Linked DNA regions of Mus musculus: all the other regions are linked to region 1. Evidence: chromatin loops called from intact Hi-C (ENCODE). Cell type or tissue: heart. All regions are shown on one strand.

Region 1 (2,500 bases):
CTGGCAACTGTGGCTATCTGCACAAGACAGGGCCCACTAACATTCCCTGTGGGTGGTGGGCGAGCTCATGAGGCCCCACCTCTCCCTGAGGAGCGATGGGCAGTAATGATTGCAGGGGTAGAAGTCACATTCCTCAGTGGTGTGGACAGTGGCAAGTTGTCCTTGCTCAAGCTAATAACTCCCCCAACCTTTCTCATTAAAGCAACCAAACTTAAACGCAGTAAGGAACAACCATGTTAAAACTTAAAAAGACATGGAAGTAGGAAGGGCACTTGCTGGGAAGAAGGGTGTTAACAAGAGGGTCAGGGAGAGAAGATAGGAAAACTGGGGAGGAGTTGGGAACATGGCTCGGGGAACACTGGCCTCAGAGACAGTGCTGGTGGTGCACACCCATGCAGGCAAAACACTCATACGTATGAAATAAAAATAGTAAGTGACTTTTTAAATGTCTCTCATTGTCCTGGCATTGACCTTGAAAGGCGTGTGGGAAATTGTGCTGCTAGGTCCACCCTACGCACCCCTACTCCCTGCCATCTGAGGGCTGAGGATCTTGGACCACAGCCTTCCTTCGTGCACTGAACAGCAGCTTGACTCACCTCTCTGGGACTCTTCCTTGCTTTTATTTTCTGCAATGCTTTGTGAGAAAAGTGTGTACCCCAGTGTCAAGGAAGCTTCTGGTGGGGCTCCGCTGCCAGCTCGTGGCTCCACTTCCTCAATCTCTGCGCTTCTGTTTCTCTTTTTTTTTTTTTAAACTCAAACCTGTGTGCTTCTGTGTCATTTATAAAATACTGTTTAAAATGTTTCAAGTGTAGCAACAGCTGCTACTATAAGGCTGTTACATTTAAAAAATACTAGGAACTATGTTAATCTTTGAAAACCCCAGAAGATCTGCTGGGAAAGGAAGGCAGGATGGTGTAAAGCCTGCCTCTCCAGCCTTTTCAGCGTATTGCTGTTGGATATATCACTGTCAGGGGCTTGCGACAAGCTCTTCCCTGGTTCTCCATGCTGTAGAGTGCCTGCCCCAGCAGATGGCAGAAGAGAACTGAGATGATGGAGAAGAAACCTGCCCAGGCGATTCACTCAGTCTGTGCTCTGAACACAGAACATCCTCATTCTAGTATATAATCTGAAACAGCCCTGCATAGTGATGTCATAGATTTACTAAATCGTATAAACACAGATGGGTCTGGAAGGTCTGTCAGTGACCGCTACAGTGAAATCAGTCTCTCCAGGGTTCCGGACACAGAAATGCCTACCCCAGTGTCCTCTGCCCGTAACCCCAGCTACTGTTCCCTCCTACCCTACCCTCCTTGTTAGGGTGACTAACTCGGTTTAATTTTCATGTCTCAAAGTAGATACCCAAAGGAAAACTACCTCTGATGGGACATGAAAGATTGAATTGGTATTTGCTTTCTTTTTTATTATATTTACCTCTCTCTCTCTTTCTCTCTCTCTCTCTCTCTCTCTCTCTCTCTCTGTGTGTGTGTGTGTGTGTGTGTGTGTGTGTGTGTGTGTGTTTCAAAGAAGCTAGAGTTACCTGCACAAAACCAAGCCAGTCACTAAGTACATGAATCCAAGAATGGGGTGGGCTCAGGCCCAGCACTAGCTGAGGAGATTTTGACAACTAAGGTAAGGGTTGTTACAGAAAGAGAAGTCATTTTTCCTCTGGCCCTTGCTGGGTTGCCCATATGCATACTGGTAAGACTAACTGGACTCAGTAGATTATTTAAAAGAAGGAGGAGGGGGAGGAGGAGGAGGAAGGGAAGGAGGAAGAAGAGTAGAGGGACATAAAGGGGAAGGACACGTGTGGGGGACTCTGGAGAAAGGAGTGGGGAGCAGGGCTATTATCAGACACATTGTCTAAATTATGAAATTGTCAAAGAACAAATAAAAATATATTTTTAATGAAACCACAGTCCCCGGATCTTGGCCCCTTGCTATCTATATCTGTGTGGAAGACATTTGGTCGGTTAAATCACCATCCGACTTGAAGGACTGGGCCAGGACGGGGGCACAGTTAGGAAGGAAGAGGAGGAGATGCAGCTGCTGTGAGAGTCACAGCCCTGTCTGCTGATTAGAGGATGTGGCTTTCTCACATGGACTCGCACAGCAGACAGGCTGCATGTGGTTTCCCAGGCCCACATGCTCTCTCTGCCCTTAAACAGGCTACCTCCTGGGGGCCCTCAGAGTCATCTACACCACGAACTGACAACATATGGGGCTTCTGTGAGGATTCCATGAGATCACAGATGGAAAGGGACCAGGCATGCAGTGACTCTGACTCCCATGCAACTGGGTGACAGGTGCAGGAAGATGTCATCGTTTTAGAATAACCATTAATCCAATTATTTTCTTTCCAATAATATGTAAAATATATAGTCATTGAGAAAATATATAGTCTGGAGAAACAGAGAAAATAAATGAAACTAAGATCATGTCATTCTGCTACCAGAAAGTAATAAACAGACTTGAAAAGACTTGAAGTCTGGCCATGTGATGC
Region 2 (2,500 bases), 180 kb after region 1:
GACCATGATGCAAATAGACCTGATTCCATAGGTTTTTTTTTATTTGTCTGTAGACTGCCTATATAAATTATGCAGCATAAATGCAAGCAGTATTTTGACATTAGCATTTTAAGTTTAAAGATCCCTACTATGAGTGGTGCTATGTTGAGTTGGTGGAATGCCAGGTAAAAAGTCAGTTCCAAATGTACTGTTTGTTGCTTGCCTTGAAACACCATCACCTCCTCCTGCCCCCAAATACACACACTCCTACCACCAAACCATTTAGCCTTCAGGATTAATTTCCTGCCATTTGTCTCTGGTGTTCTGCCTTATGCTTCACCCTTTTGTGGAATCTATCACGCCTCTCTTGTCTCAGCTATGCTGCAGAGAACACTGTAAACACTTCAGATGCATTTTTGTGTATGCATTTTCCCCATTTACTCTGTTGGATACTTTGTAAGGTTGAGGGCAGCACTTAAAATTTTTTTTTATTGCTTCCATTCTTATTTGTGCTTTATCTCAGAGCCTTGCACAAAATGGGCACGGGAGTTTTTGTTTAATGTTCTCTAGTGGAATTCCGAGTGATCCTCGGAAAAGAGCTTTGCCCCCATATGTGAATGGTTAGTAATGTTTGATTATCCCAAGAAGATTTATGTCCTCAAAGGGAAGATCAGTTAAGAGATGAAACTACACAGGAGAACTTCGTGATCTGGAGCAAGTGACAGAGTGTTCCGTTGTTTTGACCCCTGGGGTGGGTCCTTTAGTGAGAAGGAACTACAGAGTGAGGCTGAGCATACATTCGAGTTCTCGCCAAGCTGCTGTCCTGGATCTGTTATTTACTTGGAACTCTGTGTGTGCTTTCTTAGTAACCTTGTTCTACTGCTCTGACAAAGCAGTGAATTAGGAATTGTTTTCTCATTTTATGGAGGAAGAAATTGGGGTAGGATTTATATTTAAAGTTACCAGTGTGTTTGCTTGAGGATGGAAGTTTTCCATTGCTTCTTTGAGACATGCTTTGTCATTTGAAAGTGAGACCATCAATTTGTTTTTAATTAAAACCTTTATTTATGTGTGTGTGTGACTGTGTCAACTGAGTGCAGAAGCCTGAAAAAGCCACAAGAGGGCATCAGATCCTTTAGACCTGGAGCTGTGGCAGCTGTGAACCACCCATGGCCAGCATAGGTGCTGAACTCAGGTCCTCTAGCCATCTCCAGCTTCCTTGTTCACTTTCTTAAAAATTAATTATTTATGTTTTCATCCATTCATCCATTATTTATTTATTTTATGTGTATGGAAGCACACAAGTGCCACAGTATGCCCATAGATGTCAAGAGGCCAACTTGCAGGAGTTAATTCTCTTTCTTAATGTGTGGGCCAGTGGGATCCAGCCAGGTCTGCAGGCTTGGGTGAAAACACCCTTACTCACTAACCTATCTCCCTGGCTCTGTTTACTCCTTTTTAAACCAAGAAAGAGCTGTTGGCTCTTGTATATCCTTGGAGCCCTTCACAAAACTCTGTTTGGATTAACTGCTGACCCCATGTGATATACAGAGCATCTGGCAGCTGGGGTGGAATTCTCAGCTGTCTCTCTTTGTTTTGTCCACAGAAGGAAATGTGAGTTTTATCTTACTGCTTGGGCAATGGTACATTCCTTTTTTGGTTCATGAGACCCACCAGTCTGGATGTGGGTTCATTTCCTACCATTTTTGTTATCTTGCATTAGTTTAAAGATCAGGAATGAACATAACCTACTCTTAATGAGCATAAAATTGGGAGGCATCTCTGGTGTACCAAAATTCTATTTTGAGGTTTAGCTGACGTTGTCTAGTTCATCCTTGTATTAAGGAAATCCAGGGAGCAAACCCTAAGAAGCTAGGTCTGCAATTTTATCTTTCCCTTACTAAATCTGTTTTCTAGATCTCGGTGACATTCCTTATTCTTGCCACATCTATGGGCATGATTAAACATTGTTTGTATCTTACTCAAAATTAACTGTTTTTATTTCTTGACTAGGAGAGAGAGACAGATGTTTGAAGACATACTACACTGAGGTTGAAAACCATAGTTTTTCTGGATAGTATAGTTGAGAATACTGCCTTTTTTTTTTCAGATGTGATATATTTGTGTGTGTGCAAATGTTCATGCACACTAGTGCATATACACATACAGAAGCGATTGGCAGAAAAGTATATTGTAGTTGTAATCATATACACCTCTGATTATTTCATGCCTGGTAGTACTTATATAGTATGCTGTGTTCCCTACTTAATTTTCTTTTGTAATCCTAATAGCTTCATGAAATGACTACTCTGTATTAGAGAGGGGGAGACAGTGTCACAGCACCTGTGTCATTTGGTGGATCATGCAGCTAGTAAGGGACAGAATTAGAACCAAACCAGGTCTCTGTCAGTCCCTACAAAGTTAGCAATAAATATCTATTCTGACTTCATTGGGTGCCTGATCAGATTTTTGGAGAGTCTTCTGTGCCTTCTAGAACGTGGAGGATTAACTTAGAGGTTCT
Region 3 (2,500 bases), 340 kb after region 1:
ATCCCTGCAGTTAGTCACCTACCTCCTGGGAAACCACTGTGCTTTTAGAAGACAGTGGCTTTTCTTTTTGTTTAATAAAAACCCATTTTGTCTGACCACTGGGTAGGTCTTAATAACCCAGACAGCTGCTCTCTCAGGCTCTGGCTTGTGATTTAGAAGGATCAAGTATAGGACATGACAGAGATGATGTATGTTGATGGTTTGCAGTGACTTACTCCTGACATCTGCACATCCGAGTATCCATCTACTTGCAAATACTAATAGTTTGGTAGGATGGACTTTTCAGTGAAGTCATCTTCACTGAGACCACAAGATTACCCTGGACCAGTCTGTCAGAACACACAACAATTGCCTGAAGAAAAGATCCTTTCTTGATCAACAAGACCACTTTATGTGCAGTTTGCTGTGGAATAACACAGAAGTGTTCATGATAATGGCCACAAAAACTGGTGGGTGGTACAGCATCTGTGTGCTCTCACAGTCTGCTTCTATGTTTAACAGAAAGCCTAAACCTCTGCTTGGGAATGTTTCAAAGTAAATGAATTTAGCAGAAATGTTAGGGGGACTTTTTTTCCCTTGGTCCAAACTGTACTCCTGGTTTAGGGTTAGTGGAGAAATAAATGTCTTTGCAGTTCTTCATTCTGTACCATGTAAAGCTATCTGTGGATAATCAACTGTTCTCTCTGGCTGCCACAAATAGTTTATTTTGTGGAAAGCTCAGTGGAGTCCTTCAGATTAAAGAATTTGTTACATTCAAAGTTTTGAATCTTGCCAGCGGTTTTATTTTGTTTGCATTTAACAGATGTAAAACGACATTGAGACTATTGTTGGTTTGTATTCTGTTGTGTTGGCATCTTCTGGGTGCTTTTGTGGTGAGTTATTTCTGTTGACCAAGACAGTAAACACCAGACTGACTGGACCCTAAGTAGGAAACATTAGTTAGACCTGCATGATGGTTGGGTTTTCCTTTGGATTTCTTCAGAAGCAGCAGCTCAGTAACTGGATGGTTTCTGAATTTAGAACCAGTCCGTTGCTTCTGTGAGATAGGAAACACAAACAATTGCCTAAAGAAAAGATCCTTTTATTTAGAAGAAAAGAAAGTAAGTAGTTTGAGCAATAAAGTCCATTCTCTATCAACAAGAACACTTTGTTTCTCTCTGTTTACCAAGGTTCTTTCAAAAACTGCTGTGAGGAGCAGTTAGCCAAAGTGGCTTAGCTCTTTTCTGTGGCTTTTCTCTCATTCTGAACATCAGCACTGTGGTTATTAACACTGGCTACTAAGAACGTCTCACATGGTTTTTGCATACAAGTACTATCAGTCCAGACCAGACAGCGCCTAAAAGTCCCCAGTGATTTTAAACAAGAAGTTGCAGAAAGAATCCTGGAACATGTGTTTCTGAGTTGCTGTTAGTTCCATGGGTTGGTTGGATTTTGTGTGGTTGGTTGGTTTGGCTTTGTTTCTGGGGGGTGTTTCTTTTCTTGTTGTTAGAATTAGAGTTTTCCATTTTCCCATAGGAGGAAAATGTTTCTATTTGTTCTTAACGGCCATGTGTCCTTAAAAAGGATCAATTTTTTTTCCACATAGATTTTTGCTGCTAGTAGACAAAACAATGCACTAAAGTGCTTTAATGTTCCTTTCTTCAAAAGTCTGGCTGCATATGACAGTTTTCCTGCTGAAAAAGAAAATGCGTAATATATAATGTTTCCCCGGAGATCTATCATGGATGATATGACAAAAAAAAATCATTCCCAGGCATGCAAATTTGTTCCATTTTCTTTTGTTAAATGTTCTCATGTAAGAGAAGATAGGGAGGGAGGGAGGGAGGGAGGGAGGGAGGGAGGGAGGGAGGCAGATAAATGGATGGGTGGATGCAAGCTGAGCTATTGGCTTTTAATTTCATAGAAATATGATTAAGGGTCAGCTCTAAGCCTGTGAACCACTGTACTTTGTGACTTTTTGAAGAATTTTGAAATAATGAAATCATCCCACTTACTGCTCTTAGGCACTGTTTTAAATATAAAGAAGGCCAAATCAGCTTTTTCTTTGTTATGAACATTTGATAAATGTTGAAGTTTGTTTTAAAAAAAGAAAGAAAAGGAAAAGGTGTAGCATAGATTTAAGCACAGCCATTGAGAGAAAAGTACTTAGAGGCAAAGGGCAGTCTGCAGCCAAGTGTGGGCTCCAGCTTCTCTGAAGAGCCCTGGCAAGTTTTCTTTCGTCTTCCTAACAACACAGTATGGTTTGTGGCAGTGTACTTAAAAATATACTAGACATGCCTTCGTGTCTTATATTTTTAATTGTCTATTTTAAAACAGATAGTACAGTTGTAAATCCCATGACTTTGGCTGCTGTCTGTGGCGCTAACCATTACTAATTCACTCACACCTAGCACTAAAACCGTTGTCCTATGTGTTGTGTCTAGGACCACTTGGTGACAAATTTAGTGTTTTTCCAGTAGATACTTCAGTGTGGTTAACAGATAGCCATGTGAACTGCTTA

What was found. Peaks named below come from ENCODE experiments on the same cell type or tissue, not always from the same donor. Only the 100,000 strongest peaks of a DNase experiment are listed, where the experiment ranks them.
Region 2: it touches region 1 in a loop (10-fold over the local background); 26 of 42 quality-filtered maps call a loop at or near these places.
Region 3: a loop joins it to region 1, with 3.0 times the contacts of the local background. A loop is called at or near these places in 9 of 42 quality-filtered maps.

The regions. Positions count from the first base shown.
Region 1 is chr7:75,370,074-75,372,573 of GRCm38, forward strand. No RefSeq gene overlaps it. Among named protein-coding and RNA genes, the nearest start is that of Sv2b, 62 kb to the left of the region's middle. In heart, a CTCF peak has its summit at 1,019 (motif pointing right); DNase peaks (open chromatin) are centred at 1,018 and 2,078; H3K27ac peaks cover 755 bases.
Region 2 is chr7:75,552,740-75,555,239 of GRCm38, forward strand. The region is part of intron 2 of Akap13 (A kinase (PRKA) anchor protein 13); the gene reads left to right. Among named protein-coding and RNA genes, the nearest start is that of Akap13, 98 kb to the left of the region's middle. In heart, a CTCF peak has its summit at 1,087 (motif pointing right); DNase peaks (open chromatin) are centred at 742 and 1,482.
Region 3 is chr7:75,711,681-75,714,180 of GRCm38, forward strand. The region is part of intron 17 of Akap13 (A kinase (PRKA) anchor protein 13); the gene reads left to right. Among named protein-coding and RNA genes, the nearest start is that of AU020206, 69 kb to the right of the region's middle. In heart, no CTCF peak of the experiment used is centred here; a DNase peak (open chromatin) is centred at 1,331.